Regions from separate parts of the Homo sapiens genome. Here region 1 is linked to region 2. A link is an interaction called in ENCODE POLR2A ChIA-PET data of the cell type or tissue named here. Cell type or tissue: MCF 10A. All regions are shown on one strand. Each heading gives the region's core, and the rest is flanking DNA. Links, peaks and the distances in the headings are about the cores only. Region 1 overlaps FGF9 (fibroblast growth factor 9). Region 2 holds the start of LOC105370104 (a long non-coding RNA gene).

What was found. Peaks named below come from ENCODE experiments on the same cell type or tissue, not always from the same donor. Only the 100,000 strongest peaks of a DNase experiment are listed, where the experiment ranks them.
Region 1: POLR2A ChIA-PET joins it to region 2 with 6 read pairs; 2 of 35 experiments call an interaction of 5 or more read pairs at or near these places.

Annotation. Positions count from the first base shown.
Region 1 is chr13:21,674,394-21,683,174 of GRCh38, forward strand. FGF9 (fibroblast growth factor 9) reads left to right here. Exons shown (of 3, transcript NM_002010.3): 2 at 6,649-6,752. Among named protein-coding and RNA genes, the nearest start is that of FGF9, 7.7 kb to the left of the region's middle. RefSeq lists a silencer at 1,054-1,103. In MCF 10A, for the core only: a CTCF peak has its summit at 2,497 (motif pointing right); no DNase peak of the experiment used is centred there.
Region 2 is chr13:21,065,951-21,073,950 of GRCh38, forward strand. LOC105370104 (a long non-coding RNA gene) reads left to right here and starts at 1,582. Exons shown (of 4, transcript XR_941728.1): 1 at 1,582-1,647; 2 at 4,026-4,107; 3 at 6,354-6,390. In MCF 10A, for the core only: no CTCF peak of the experiment used is centred there; a DNase peak (open chromatin) is centred at 3,781.

The DNA.
Region 1 (8,781 bases), core at 1-8,000, 610 kb after region 2:
GGCGTGCTATTGTTAACCGCTTTCCGAGAGCAGAGCTCGCGAGCTCGCCGATCGCGATCTGGCTTTCCCGCGCCCCCGCCTCCGCTCCGGCTTCACAACCGGGGGAGCCCGGGGTGTGCGCGGGAGCGCGGCGGGGGCGCACGGCTGCAGGGGCGCCGCGGCGGGCCCGAGCCGGTTTTATTGTGTGGATCAGCCGAGCCTGTCTTTGAGAGACCCTATTAGAACTCCGGTGCAGCACGACTGGGCCCTGGTGTGCAGAGATTATGGGATATTCTAGTTGGCGCTTCTTCACGCACCCCTTCCCTCCATGAGCATTTTTTTTTTTTGATGCAGTCACCTTTAGGATAGGACGTTTGCCACATGCAGTCGAGTCATTAGAAATCCCGTAACTCTGCCACTGGAGAGAGCGCGGATGCAAGGGCGGGGGCCACGCGGGAGGGGAGGGCAGGAGAGGCGCATTCTAGGGTGAGCGGATGAGGACAGCGGCGGGCTACAGTGGCTCAATAGAAACCGTTAAACAAAAAGCTAGACCCCTCACCCCTAGAGGTCAGAGAAAGGTGTTGTCAGGGAAGTGGCATCTCCACTCCTTAGACGCTCTCGGTACAGTGTTGCGGGGGATGTGGGGGCTGGGGGGGATGTGGGGGCTGGGGGGAGGGGCTAGGGGTAGTGTTGGATGGGAGGGGAGCGGAAGCCCCGGCCCAGGTTGGGGACTGGGGGCGCCGAGCCGCTAGCTAGCCCGTCGGCCTGGCGTCGGCCGAGGGGGAAGGGCGCTCTGGCGCTCCGCTGTGCCACTCACTCTGGCTGGGATGGAGTTGAGTGGGTGGCTGTGCGCAGTGGGGGTGGGGAAGCAGGGTGAGGCAGGAGGGTTATTTAAGTCTTTCATCCGGTTGCAGTGAGAAGCGGGCCCCCGGGGTGACAGCAGTGCCGCGGTCTCCCGCTGCTGCCGCTGCGGCAGGTCCCAATATTAGCAACCTCCGCAGAGCGGTGGTGCGTGTGCCGGGAGCCTCCTACCCTCGCCTTCCCAGCCCCGCCCGGAACGAGGCCGCGGCGGCGCTAGGACACCGCGGCTCGCGCGGGGAGGGCGGAGGGAGGGCACAGGCGCCGGGAGGGGGCGAGGGGGCTGCGGTGCCCCGGCTCTGGCACACCTGGCGCTCCCGCGCGCCGCCGCGGCCTCACCTTCGGCCCTCCTCCTCCTCCGGCAGCAGCCTCTCCTCCGCAGCCCGGCTCCCCTCTGGGGAGTTCGTCCTCACACTCAGTTTCTCTAGAAAAGAGTAACTGTAGGTGGGGGGTGCGGTGGGTTTACACCTTGATTAAAATAGAAGGTGCATTTTCTACCTGAAATCAAACAGCAGAAGGAAACGCGCTGGAAAAAGGATTTTTGCCGCCCCCATGCAGCCGCAGGTGACTGCAGCTGCTGGCAAGCTTGGCAGTGACACAGCAGCAGCAGTGCAGAGGACGTGGGGGTGGGGGAGTCTTACTGTTCCAGCAGGAGCTGCAGAGGTGACAACTTAGGTGGGACCTTGAAGGAGCCTTTTTTTTTTTTTTTCCCCCTCGGATTGGTGGTGTGGAGATAAGATTGAACAAGGAGAAAAGGAACTCGCAATTGTATCTCTGTGCAGTAGGCTGGGGGAGCGAGATGTCTTGTTTCATCTGTATATCTATATGCCTATATATAGAGCTCACTTTTAAAGCACTCCAGCCTTGCTAGATGGATAGAAATGTGAGCAGAAAATCATTTGGGGAAATAGTAATGTAAAATAATAAAAACATGAACGCTGGGCCTGATCTGCTATTTAACTTGTTTAGGAAACCTAAGTCTGTTCCCTTTTTGGCTGGGGTTAGGTAGCTCTGAAAGGCCGGTCTTCATCAGGACCTCAGATGAGCACCCAAACTGGGGCTTCCATTCAAATTGGGTCAGGTGAAGGTTTTACTAGAGGGGAGAAATATGATAGTATGATTTTTTTAAACAGGTGTTTAAAACTTATTTCCAGGGTTTTGAACTTTAATTCTGTTCTATGTATCTGACTCTTCAATGTCTCAGGAAAACACTGGGTGTTTAAGGAGATGGTTTTAGGATTGCTTCAGGTTCTGGAAAAATTAGTGGAGTTATAACTCCCATTCAGTTAGTCATTTCCTATATAAACTCTATGAGATGTGCTCAGGTTGCTACAGATCCGAACTTACCCCGGTGCAGGATCTGAGATGGTTGATCTGGCAGCCCTGGTTCGAGCTTCTCTGGGTGAGCAGGAAGCTCTGCAGGGAAGAGGCTTAATCATTAATTTTCTGCAGCCTCATGCCCTGCCCCTCTCGACAGTCTGCCTACATTTGTGTGGTCTGAAGAGTGCGGTTCTGTAATGCGTTGGGGGCTCTTAAGCCAGAGAACCATGTCATGAGGGCCAGAGTGGAGCAGCTCTGACTGCCTTCCTCTCCCACTGCCTTGCCTGGCCTTGGAGGTGAGGCCCAGCACAGATGGGCTCTAGGGGGCGGTGCCAGCTTTGGGATAATGGTCCATGTGAACAGAACTGGGGCAGCCCATCAGCTCTGGGGATAGTCACTAATAGTGAGTCTGGGGCAATGAGGAAGGTCCGGTGTGGTGATTTTCCTGAAATAGTCCAGGCATTGACCTGGTCTCTCATGGACCATGGATGATCTCACACCTCATCAAATCCAATGGGGTCCCAATGAGCATATCCTCATTTGGAACTGTTGACTGCTGTGGAAGAGAACAAAGAAATGACAGCAGTCATCGACCCTGTGCTTCCCATGTCACCCTATCACTACCCATTACTGTGGGCCGTCTGAGCTAAGGATGTCAAGGCTGTGTCTGCCCAAAATGAGCGACAGGCTGCCATGGTACACATGTGTGTGCCACAGTTCTAATTTTAGGCACAAACTCATCATTCCCTCCCTTCCTCCTCCCCTCTTCCTTCCTTCTTTTCTTTGCTCTTTCCTTCTTTCCCTTTCTCTCTCCTTGATCATTAAACATTCAGATGTCTCTGCACAGAAGGCTTCTCCTGGCTGTTATTGATCCAGCCCCCTCTGCTGCCCAGTCATGTGAGCAGATAACATGTGGAGTGGGTTGTACTCAGGGAGTGTAGTTGGAAGCACTTGCCTGGCACCAGCTCCACCCCAGAGAGAGCTGAATGGACCTGGTTGAGGTTATAGAATTTATTGTGGACAAGAGGGTACCAGGAATGATGAGGTTTCTGGTCTGGTTGGGGTGGGATCCTGTTGCGGGGTTGCTAGATCTTCCTGACCTTACAACAGTGGAATTCTTTGCATGGGGGAGAATGACTGTGACTCCTACGTTCAGTTGGTCTGCTTGTCCTTGCATCACTGAGGTGACCACATAAAAAGCTGGGCTGTTATTTTGACGTCTCTATTTTTAAGGAACTGCGGAGAAATGGGTGGTGGTTTGAGGTGATGAAATCTTTTCCACCTGGGGTCTGTAGGTAGTTCCTTCTCGCTTGGATAGCTTTTTGGAGACTTATCTCAGGTATTTATTTTCTTGGGAAGCCTCTGACTTGCCTTCAGAAACCCAGATGAGCTGCCCATCTTTGGACTGCCCATACCCTGAACAGCTCCCTCTCAACTGCATTTGCCACACTGTTGTTATATTTATCTGTTTACGTGTTCTTCTTCCCAACAGATGGTGAGCAAAAATTTGAGGGTAATAGGACCTAGGCTATATCCGGTTCATCTTTATATACTCAATAAATGGTATGGTGCTTGGCTTATAATAAACCCTCAATAATAGCTTCTTGAATGAAAAAGTGAACGAATATGAATTACAGCTGTCTTGTCAATGCCAGAAAAAGAAACGAGATAGATATCTTGATATCTTCATTTCTAAATTATATAGTAATACTTTCAGAACTCAGCTATATGAAAATGGTACAGAAATCACAGAAACATTAAAAAAGGTAAAACCAAATGTAAGATGTGCATAATAGTTAAGGAAATAGGTTTTGGAGTCCAGTTGCTTGGGGGCTAATTATTAACCTCCTTAAACCTCAATTTCCCCATTTGTACACTGGGGATTAGAATATTGTAATGCCTAGAGTTGTTCTGGGGATTAAATGAGAGACGGCCTCTCATTTGGCATAGACTAAATGCTCAAGAATTTTTACTATTACAATTATCATTGCTGCTGCTGTTATTTTTTTTTCTTGATGTTCTGCAGACCAGCCAGTGAAAAGGTTTTGTGAAATCACATGCACCTTATTCTTTGTTGGACCTGATGGGCAACACTGGCTAATATTCATTATTAGTCCTCAGCTACTCCGTGTGCAGGGAAAGCAGAAAGATCATCACATGCTCCCTTAGAAGCTGCAAATATTTTTTAGTTTTATGATTAAACCTTTCCTTATTGACCTGGTAAATTAAATCATTCAGACCTCAAAAGGGGCCAAATGTTTCCTGCATTTCATCTTACGACGAAAATTGAACATTAATTAACTCATTACATTAATTTCAGGGTATGTATGACCCACATTTTGGTGTGCTTTCAGGTTACTAAGAAGATATTCACATACATGTGACTGCTAATAATAATAAAATGCCACAATTTTAGTTATTTTGACTCAGAAGAATAGTACAATGAAATAAAATGCATCAAAAAGGGAGTGCATCTCATGAAAAATGAATCTCATGGAAATATTGCCTTATTTATATTCCCATTTGCTTTTGAAGTAGGGAAGGCTAGTAATAAACTGGCTTCTTTTGCATGTATTCTCCATCATAGAGTCATAGATTATCAGATTCAAAACACAATTTGTAATTTCACTTTTTTTGATATACTGTTTAACATCCTATTAAAATAATTACATTAAGCACAAGATAAATTTGTTACATTTTGTCCTTATAAAAGAATTAGGAATGCCCCTTTAGAAGAAATAGCTCTTCTTTTTTACATCACCTTGAAATAGTTTCCTCTTGAGTTAATCCTTTATTAGATTTATGCTGTTCATGTCTTCTTTTGATTGCAGTACCAGTGTATTTTGTGAGAGTTGCAGAATTAATTGTTGAAAAATTCATGTAAGTGCTTTTTTATTAGTCACATGAGACTGACTATAGCACATTGTTACCCTAAGTTTTTTTCTGAACTCTTAAATGTAAGTAAAATTTTTAATATTTGAAAGTATTTTTAAAACAAGAACTCAATATTTGATATGCATTAATGTAAGGTCTACATAAAATGTAGCACTTTAATTTACAATAAAAAGGAAAAAATGGCTGAGTACAAATAATATTAGCAGTGTCCAGACAGGCGCGGTAGCTCACGCCTGTAATCCCAGCACTTTGGGAAGCCGAGGCGGGTCGATCACGAGGTCAGGAGATTGAGACCATCCTGGCTAACACAGTGAAACCCCGTCTCTACTAAAAATACAAAAAAAAAAAAAAAAAAAAATTTAGCCCAGCGTGGTGGCTGTCCCAGCCTGAAGTCCCAGCTACTCAGGAGGCTGAGGCAGGAGAATGGTGTGAATCCGGGAGGCGGAGCTTGCAGTGAGCCAAGATCGCACCACTACACTCCAGCCTGGGCAACAGAGTAAGACTCCATCTCAAAAAAAAAAAAAAAAAAAAAATTAGCAGTGTCCTAAATATACTGTGGGCTAATCATCTTATAACCACACTGTAGTTACAGAAATTGAAACTGCTGTTGTGTGGCCATAAAATTCTGGATTTATGCCCAGCTTAGGTGTTATTCTTAGTGAGGTAAGCAAGGGGAAAGAAGGAAGTAAAATAAGATCATTGTGTCGATTTGATTTTGGAATACAGCATTCCATGCCTACTTTAAATCAAGAGCAGTATTTATCTCTTCAGAATATTATTATTTTAATTGCTTAACTATCTCTTTGAGGTTTAGATAAGTATAGCAAAAACCAATACTTTGTTTAAGCAAAAATAATTGGGATGTATGTGGGCAGTTTTAGTTTTCTAGATAGAGTTAAAAAAAGTTAACACAATAGAGAGCTGGATAATTTTCTGTATAAACCAATCAAGGCTTTAGTTAGCACTTCATTCTCTTATTTTGAGAGACTATTCTCTAAACAGAATACTTTTTTTTTTTTTTGCTACTTAAACAGGTATTTATTTCTCCCAGTTCTAAAGGCTGGGAAGTCCAAAAGCAAGATACTCACACACAGATACTTAACTTCATGTTTATAAAGTGGAAATAGGTTGTCTTTTCTAAAAAAGTATTCTGTTTAGCGAATGGTCTTATGTCTCTCAAAATAAGAGAATCACAGACAGATGCTTAACTTCATGTTTACAAAGTGGATGTAGGTTGTCTTTGTCTTAAATTCTACTCTTTGAAGTTAATTAGATTATGTACACACTGGTTTTTCTGTCCTATTACTTCTTAGCATATCTATGTAGATACTAACTTTTTAATTTTTAAAATGTTTTGTTTTTTGTGTAAGTCATGTTGGTAAGTATTTTTGTGTCATTATGATAAGATAGAATTTAGTTGAAAATCAATTCTTTTACACAGTGATTTTCAAAGAGAAGACACTTCTTTAACTAGCGTGGGGTTATCCAAGTGGGGAGCTGGGCTTAGTGTCCTCTCCAAAACCCCAGGGATGCTGGGACTCTAAGGACATGCTCTGTGATCTGATCTGTCCTCTGCCTTCTACCCTTTGTCTACAGGCATTCTGGAATTTATCAGTATAGCAGTGGGCCTGGTCAGCATTCGAGGCGTGGACAGTGGACTCTACCTCGGGATGAATGAGAAGGGGGAGCTGTATGGATCAGTAAGTACTGGAGGGACTTCATCCAGCTTTATCTCCATGTTTGATTTGAACAGCTGTCTTTTCTCTGGATTAAAAAGGGCCAGAAATGCAACTGAGTCTGTTTGGAAGGCGAGTGTAAGTTTTTACTTTTTGAGGAAAGCCATTTTATTTTTATTAATAGATAAACAGCTCTGCACCTTCACTAGACCAAAGTTGCTAAGAAAATGCTTTATTTATATGCCAAACCATCTTAATTATCAAGTAAATAAAAAAATTTACAAGTGTGAAAAATCCCATCTCTTTGTATTGAATGAGAGTTATTTTTGAAATGAATTGAAATGATCTCCTCCTAAGCTTTGCCAAGCATTGTAATTAAAACTAGAAATAGACCATGCAGTGAATCTAAACTCTCTCTGAGCTACATCCAAGATTTTCATTATGCAGAGAAGAAGGGAGATGGAAATTGTTGTCAGATATTTTTGTACGTGAATAAGAATATTACGATATTGTAATTATTTGCAAATGTTATGAATTTCTTTTTTTCCCACTCCACATCCCCACTAGGTTGTAAGGTCCTCATGGGAGACAGTGAAGAAGTATTTATTGTGCTCTGCCAGGTGCCAGACAGGCACTGTTATAGGTGCTGAGGTGTGAATGAGACAAAGTCTACTCTTCCACTCTGTGGCGGGGACTAACTTTCCATCATGGTATCACTTTACTCCTATTAATGCAGTACCTAAAACACAGTGTGTGGTACGCAGCAGGGACTTAATACATTTTTGCTGAATGTATAAGTATGAATAATATATACTAACTTGGGTTTTCAACTTTCAAACTTGTAATGAAATTAATCTGTAGCGTTTCTTTCTCTCTTTCTTTTCTTTTCTTTCTTTTTTTTTTTTTTGAGATAGGGTATTGCTGTTGCCCAGGCTAGAGTGCAGTGGTGTAATCATTGCTCACTGCAGCCTGGAACTCATGGGCTCAGAAGATCCTCCTGCCTCAGCCTCCTGTGTAGCTGGGACTATGGGTGTGCATCACCACACGTAGTTAACGAAAATTTTTTTTTTTTGTAGAGACAAGGTCACGCTATGTTGCTCAGGCTGGTCTTGAACTCCTGGCCTCAAGTGATCCTCTTGCCTTGGTCTCCCAAAGTAACTTATCGTTGCAATTACTGGTGGTCAAATGAGAATTTAATCCATGTTTTCTGAAATATGAGAACTTTAGTTTACAAAAAGTTGAAAATGAAAAGAAGCTTAGAATGAGGAAAGATTTGGAGTTCTCAATACACAGAAATGAAGGGCAAAACTTTTTCTAGATATAATTTTCTACCATTAGGCTTGTAAAAATATGTATATATAGATACACACATACATATATATAAAATGCTAAAATGTATTTGTAAGTATAGGATTGACTTTAGCTTTTTAAACACAGTGGATGGTTTAGGCAAAATTATTAACTCCCTACACAATTTTTGTGAATACCTTTAAGTGTGAAAAAAGATAAGATACAAGATAAAGGAAACTTACATTAAAAAAATAGAAAATGATCTTTTTTGTCACAACTTCAGTTTTTTTTTTTTTTTTTGCTTTTAGGTATGTAATGTGGGTTTGAGTGGGTCACAGTTGAACTCAATAAAATGCTTTTTTTGTGTGTGTAGAAGAGAAGTTCTGACTTTTAGTGTGTAGATGGAACTTTATCACAGTGGCCTCCAAATTTTTTGATCACGTATCCCCACCAAAAAAATTTTTTTTGAATATGCATCTCAACATATGCATTTCAAATAAATATACTTAATTTGAGTATGCATCTCAAATATTAAATTATTTTAAAATTGTTTATCTCAAAGTATAGTTTATATATGTTATTTTATAAGAGATACAGCAAAGTAAACAATTTTAAAGAATAGAATGAATGAGGAAACCTAAATAGGGCCCTACTATTTGTTCCCCACTCCAAGGATCACCTTGCACACCCCTCTGAATTTTTCCCAGTTGAGAGCTGACCAGTCTTTCAGATGAAATCACCAGCATGATTCAGACTCCTGTGG
Region 2 (8,000 bases), core at 1-8,000:
TCCAGGCCTAGCAGACACAGAGAATCCACTTGCTTGTGAGGCCTCTGCAGTTGTGAAGCCAGGATAGTGTAGGGGTTCTCTCCCTAAGGCTCCTATAGAATATCAACTATGGCTGGGTACGGTGGCTCACACCTGTAATCCCAGCACTTTGGGAGGCCGAGGCGGGCGGATCCCTTGAAGCCAGGAGTTCTAGACCAGCCTGGCCAACGTAGCGGAACCCTTTCTCTACTAAAAATACAAAAATTAACCAGGCATGGGGGTACATGCCTGTAATCCCAGCTACTCAGGAGACTGAGGCACGAGAATCGCTTGAGCCCAGGAAGTGGAGGTTGCAGTGAGCCGAAATGGCGCCACTGCACTCCAGCCTGGGCGACAGAGCCAGACTCTATCTCAAAATAAAATAAAATAAAATCTGCCTAACTACAGAAGAATGTTCTCTATGGGCAGTAGCATAAAAATAGAATAGGATCAGATCATGCAAGACCCAGACAACCGAGAAGAAAACGGAACATCGACTTGTTTCATTTGTTTTAGAGTCGTTTTATATCCATATACAGTAGTTTATGTCCTTAACTAAATTATGCATTCCTTAAGAACAGAGAAGATATTCTCCCCCAAAAACCATATGTAAAGAACATTTTAATGGTAAAATTCAAGGCCAGGTGTGGTGGTTCACACCTGTAATCCCAGCACTATGAGAGGCTGAGGTGGGAGGATCACTTGAGTCCAGGAGTTCAAGACCAGCCTGGGCAACATGGCAAAACATTGTCTCTACATAAAAATACAAATAAATTAGCTGGGCATAGTGGCACATGCCTGTGGTCCCAGCTATTTAGGAGGCTGAGGCTGCAGTGAGCCATGATTGCTCCCACTGCACTCCAGTCTAGGTGACAGAGGCCCTGTCTCAAAAAAAAAAAAAATTGCACTTAATACATTCAATTTAACAGTTTTGGGTTTTGTTTTTTTTTTTTTTTTTGGCCTTTTTTTTGTTTTTCGTTTTTGTTGGGTGGGGGAGAACATAGGCGTATGCCATCCCACCAGGCTAATTTTTTTGTATTTTTTGTAGAGATGTTATTCTGCCATATTGCCCAGGCTGGTCTTGAGTGTTGGGATTATAGGCATGAGCCACCGCACCAGGCTTTGTCTGTGTTTTGAGGAATTGTTGTTGTTGTTGTGGTTAGTTATTATGAAATGTTTATCTATTAGTCTGTGCCTCCAGTTCCTGAAACAGAGCTCTTAATATCCTTGTATGTAGGGGCGCTAGGAGAATCTTCTGTTCTAATATTTGGTCTTTGACCCCAATTCCTGACACATAGCTCCTGAATCCCTCAGAATTTCCTGGGCGATAGGAGCATCTTTGTTCCAATCAGGTGACTGTTGGTGGCTCCTGGATGGAGACTGGTTGCCAGAAAGACCAAGTCATGATTAGACTCTTGGAACTTTCAGCCCTATCTCCCATCCTCCAGGAAGGGGAGAGGGGCTGGTGATTGAGTTAATAATCATGCCAACATCATAAAGCCTCCATAAACTGCAGTGTTCAGGAGCTTCTGGGATGATGAATATATCTGCATGCTGGGAGGGTGGCACACTCCAGCTCCATGGGGACAGAAAGCCCAGCACTCAGGACTCTTCCAGACCTCAACCTATGTATCTCTTCTGTTCATCTGTATCCTTTATAGTATCTGTCATTAACCTGTAAATGCGGGTGTTTCCATGAGTTTTATTATTTTTATTTATTTATTTTTTTGAGACAGAGTCTCGCTCCGTCGCCCAGGCTGGAGAGCAGTGGCATGATCTCAGCTCACTGCAAACTCCGCCTCCCGGGTTCAAGTGATTCTCCTGCCTCAGCCTCCCGAGTAGCTGGAATTACAGGCGTGCGGCACCATGCCTGGGTAATTTTTGTTGTTTTTTAATTTTTTTTCAGTAGAGACGGGGTTTCACCATGTTGGCCAGGCTGTCTCAAATTCCTGACCTCAAGTGATCTGCTGGCCTCGGCCTCCCAAAGGCATGAGCCACTGCACCCGGCCTCCATGAGTTTTATAAGCCATCCTAGCAAACTAATAAAACCTGAGAAGGGGTAGTGAAAAGTGATTTACAGACAGTTGATTACCAGTTTAGGTGACAACCTACTATTGGCATCCCAAATGGGGGCAGTATTCTAGGACTGAGCCCTTAACCTATGGGGTCTGCACTAACTCCAGGTAGATAGTGTCAGAATTGAACTGAATTATTCTAGGACACCCAGTTGGTGTGTGATGGGAAAAACCCACACGTTTTGGTGACCAGAAGTGTGTTGAGTGTTGAATGTGAATGTAGAAGGAAAAACTTTTGCCTCAGTTGGTTTTTTCTTTAGAGTTGTTTTGTCTCTGTTAGGTAATCAGCTATTTTTTTCTCTGCTATTAAGAATCCAGTCTTTAGTAATATATCATACCTTATTAATTTTAAACTTTTAATCTATTAGCAAAGAAACATTGCTTAGCTTATTAAAATTATATGTAAAGTAAAAACTAATAGAACTTCTTATCCTTAAAACCTTTTTTTCTATGCAGAGAACCAGAACTTTCTGACAGCTATTTCAACTATCAAAAGACCTTTTGCTCCCTCATTTCCTAGACATTTTCCACAGAGTTTATAATATTGGACGTCAGATTTAGGGAAAAGTGGAGTATTACTGTTTTGTTTGTTTTTGCTTTTTTGAGACAGGGTCTGGGTCTGTCACCCAGGCTGGAGTGCAGTGGCATGATCACGGCTCACTGCAGCCTCGACCTCCCAGGCTCAAGGGATCCTCCTACCTCAGTCTCCCCAGCAGCTGGGACTACAGACGCATGCTACCACGCCTGGCTAATTTTTGTATTTTTTGTAGACACTGTGTTTCGCTATGTTGTCCAGGCTGGTCCCGTACTCCTGGGCTCAGGTGATTTCCGCCTCTCGAGGTGTTAGGATTACAGGCATGAGCCACCTCGCCCAACGAGTATTATTATTATTATTGTTTGTTTGAGACAGAATCTCACTCTGTCACCTAGGCTGGAGTGTAGTGGTGCAATCTCAGCTCACTGCAACCTCTGCCTCCCATGTTCAAGTGATTCTCCTGCCTCAGCCTACTGAGTAGCTGGGACCACAGGCCTGCGCCATTACGTCCGGCTAATTTTTGTATTTTTAGTAAAGACAGGGTTACGCCATGTTGGCCAGGTTGGTCTCAAACTTCTGAGCTCAAAGTGATCCACCCGCCTCGGCTTCCCAAATTGCTGGGATTACAGGTGTGAGACACCGCACCTGGCCTATTTTGTATTTTTAAAAAGCCTTTATTTAATAGGTTTTGCCACTAGTTTTCTTTCTTAATTTAAATCGTATTTTTAAATTTGTGGTAAAATATACATTACATAAAACTTACCATTTTAACCATTGTAACCATTACAAATTCTCATTTTGTACAATTATGAAAACAATTTGGGTACCAGGGGAGAAAATCTTCAGTATTAAATTTCAATTCTTATTCATGTTTTCCAATATTAAAATCATGAGACTGTACATTTTCCTCTGATTTTAATTTATTTCTAATTGCTTTGCTTTTAGCTATTTTGGAAAACTGAATCTCCAGGAAAATACAGCAACAGCCTCTAATGCATAGTTAGGGAAGGCCCAGGGTTCCAGCAACTTTCCAGGGCAACCACCTGACCAGTCCCCGCAGACCTCCCTTTCCAGCCACCTCCAGAGACTCCAAGTGTAGCTTCATTCTCCAAATAGCCACTCTGCTTCTCAGATGAGTAATAAACTATGTGGTTGCGTAAGTCAGAATTGCTCAATAATTTGAGAAGATTCATTCCCAGAAAAGCTCAAAGATACACTATGAAGATACAAATCACATTCTGCATTTACAGAATTCTTGTGTTGACACTTACGTTAGTAAGAGAAGAATTGCTAAAACAATTTTTTTTCTTACCACGTCCCCCGAAAGCTTACTCTGTCTGCTGAGTGAGCTATGACAGCAACACCAACTATTTACTCATTTCTCATTACGTTTACAGTTGGCTGCAACTTCCATTTCATTTGCAGACCTGAGCAGAATGCTGCTTTGTCTATAATTAAAAGAAACATCCCATTGAAAAGGTGAAGTTTTAATTCTATATGCTCCAAAACCTTCCATTTAAATTTTTTATCAAACGTTTGCAGTAAACATTGGTAAAACTTGCTTTAGGAGCAACAGGGTAAGGCCCAAACTCTCATCTCAACAAGAATCCATTTCCATAACAAAACTAATATTTTCAAAGTCATCTGAGTTAATCTAAATTGACAATACATATTTAATTGTGTAACTGTAAAGGAAACATTTTCATGATATGTTTTTAAACTTTGAATTTAAAATTAACTACTAAATGTTGTTTTGGTTGTTATTTTACAGCTCCTTTTAAGACCAGTATTTTTTTTTTTTTTTTTTTGAGATGGAGTCTCGCTCTGTTGCCCAGGCTAGAACGCAGTGGTGCGATCTCAGCTCACCGCAAGCTCTGCCTCCCGGGTTCACGCCATTCTCCTGCCTCAGCCTCCCGAGTAGCTAGGACTACAGGCACCCGCTACCACGCCCAGCTAATTTTTTTTTATATTTTTAGTAGAGAACAGGGTTTCACTGTGTTAGCCAGGATGTTCTTGATCTCCTGACCTTGTGATCCCGCCTCGGCCTCCCAAAGTGCTGAGATTACAGGCGTGAGCCACCATGCCTGACCTTAAGACCAGTATTTTGCTTTATCAGCCGGGCGAGGTGGCTCACGCCTGTAATCCTAGCACTTTGGGAGGCCGAGGTGGGAGGACTGTCTGAGCTCAGGAGTTCGAGACCAGCCTGGGCAACATGGTGAAACCTGTCTCTACTAAAATACAAAAAAAAAAATTAGCCGGGTGTGGTGGTGTGTGCCTATAGTCCCAGCTACTCCAGAGGCTGAGGCAGGAGAACTGCTGAACCCGGGAGGCCGAGGCTGCAGTGAGCCAAGATCATGCCACTGCACTCCAGCCTGGGTGAAAGAGTGAGACTCGTCTCCTAAAAAAAAAAAAAAAACCCTCAGTATTTTGCTTTATCAACCAGAGCTGATAAATAAAAACCGAATGAGTTATCTTTGCCTGCTTGATAAATGGGTTTGATAATGAAAACCATGATGAGATTATGATAAGGTGATTCACCTGCAGAAGTGGAAGCCGGCCAGTAACCAAGAGGCTGCCAAATTTCAGAGAGCAAAGGGAAATCTACACAAATCAGGATGCAGTCTCTGCAGATCGTATTTGATAGTTGGTAACCCCAGGCCAAAAAGAGTTCTTGGGTTTGAGGTTGGAACTCGAAAAATGTCCTAGAGCTAATAGCCTTCAGAAAGACATTGGTGGGAGGAAGAACTAATGTTTGAGGTAAAGATACTTGGAAGGAGAAAAGGACAGAACAAAGTCACAGAGAAAGCCTGGTATTTGAGGCATGCAGATAATGGACTTCTGAGAGAGCAGGGAAGATGTTAGAGAAATAGGGAAATGAAGTAAACAAAGAAGTAGACAGATGAGATGGCACAGCTCTGCGATTATGTACAGTCAAACAAATACTTGGGGAGTAAGCTGTAAAAATTATTTCGGAGAGCCCAGCATGGTGGCACATGCCTGTAGTCCCAGCTACTTGGGAGGCTGAGGCAGGAGGATCACTTGAGCCCAGGTCCAATGAAATGGCTATTTCCTGCATAGGATCTGTCCCCATACCCTGCTTGTGCCTTTCCAGGCCTGGATGTCCCCTCCCCAGTTTCTCTTTTGGTTGAAATCCTTCTCATTTGCAGTAGGCAGAATAATAGCCACCCCCAAAGATGTCCATGCCTTAATGACTGAAACCAGTGACTGTGTTACCTGACTTGGCAAAGGGGGAGCTGTAGATGTGGTTGTGGTTACAAACCTTAAACGGGGGAGACTATGCTGGATTATTCAGGTGGGGCCCAGCGTAGTCAAATGGGTCCTTAAAAGCAGTAGAAGGCAGAAGGGGAGGCTAGAAAGATGCAACAGCAAAAGAAGGACTTGACCCTGCTGCTAGTTTTGAAGATGGAGGCCACAAGTCAAGGGATGCAGCAGCTTCCAGAAGCTGAGAACAGCCAGCAAGAAACACTCCCCAGTCCTAAAACCACAAAGACCTGAATTAGGCTAAAAGCCCAACTAGCAGGAACAGCCCCTTTGCTAGAGCCTCCAGGAAGGGATGCAGCTCTCCAGCTCCTTGGTTTTAGTCCAACAAGATCAACATTGGGCTTCTGACCTACAGGACTATAAGATAATCAAGTTATGTTGCTTTCAGCCACTAAGTTTGTGGTTCAGTAGTCCCCCCTTACCTGTGACTTTGCTTTTCACAGATTCAGTTACCTACTGTCAACCAAGGTCAGAAAATAGGTGAGTACAATACAGTAAGATATTTTGGGAGAGAGAGAGACCAAATTCACATAACTTTTATTACAGTATATTGTTATAATGGTTAATGGTTCTATTTTATTTTTAGTTTTTTTTTCTTTTCTTTTTTTTTTTTTTCTGAGATGGAGTCTCACTCTGTTGCCCAGACTAGAGTCCAGTGGCACGATCTCAGTTCACTGCAGCCTTCGCCTGCTGGGTTCAAATGATTCTCTTGCCTCAGCCTCCCGAGTAGCTGGGACTACAGGTGCACGCCACCACGCCCAGCTAATTTTTGTATTTTTAGTAGAGACGGGGTTTCACCATGTTGGCCAGGCTGGTCTCAAACTCCTGACCTCAAGTGATCCGCCCATCTTGGCCTCCCAAAGTGCTGGGATTACAGGGCGTGAGCCACCGTGCCCGACCAGTTATTGTTGTTAATCTCTTACTGTGCCTAATTTATAAATTATCATAGGTATGTATGTATAGGAAAAACATAGTTTATATAGGGTTCAGGGCTATCTGCAGTTTCAGGCATCCACAGGGGGATGAACGTATCCCCTGCAAGTAAGGAAGGAAAACTGTATTTGTTACGGCAGCAACAGGAAACAACTACACCATCCTTCATGGCCTGCTTCTCACTCAGTGTCTCTGAGAAGTTGTTCTTGATCTTAGCCAGGAACAGCCCCCTTTGCTTTTTCCTGAATTCCCAGGAGCTCTGTGGGACTTCTGCCCCCTGAGAAATGGTCTGGTGTCATGATTCCTTGTAGACCTGTCTCATATTATTAGAGTTTTAGCTCTTTGAGGTAAGAGGTTAGGATGTAGGCAGGTATGGTAGCTGCCACAGTATCCAACCCCTTGCCTAGTACATAGAAGCCACTCAACAAATTGTGTTTTACATAAAAAAGTGGACAAATGGAAGCCTCCATAAACACGGCAGAAACAAAATAACTATAGTTGGTACAACCTTTCTCTTCTCTTTTCCCACAGGTTAGTTATTATTATTTTATCTCTGAAATTAGAAGCCATTTCTTTACTATCTATTGTCTGTGGCCCCAAAATTATTTGAGTACTTCCTGTTAACAAGAAATGTTATTCTTGTCACATAGTTATATTTCATGTGTTTCCAAAGAAGAGGACCTTAGAACTTTAAGGAATTAATAATAAATAAGAATGCCTGCTTGGCCGGGCGCAGTGGCTCACGCTTGTAATCCCAGCACTTTAGGAGGCCGAGGCGGATGGATCACCTGAGGTCAGGAGTTCGAGACCAGCGTGGCCAACATGATGAAACCCCATCTCTACTAAAAATACAAAAATTAGCCGGGCGTGGTGGCACACACCTGTAATCCCAGCTACTCAGGAAGCTAAGGCAGGAGAATTGCTTGAACCTGGGAGGCAGAAGTTGCAGTGAGCCGAGTTTGAGCCATTGCACTCCAACCTGGGTGACAGAGCGAGACTCTGTCTCAAAAAAAAAAAGAATGCCTGTGGCTGGGCATGGCGGCTCACACCTTTATCCCAGCACTTTGGGAGGCCGAGGTGGGTGGATCACTTGAGGTCAGGAGTTTGAGACCAGCCTGGCCAACATGGTGAAACCCCATCTCTAATACAAATAGAAA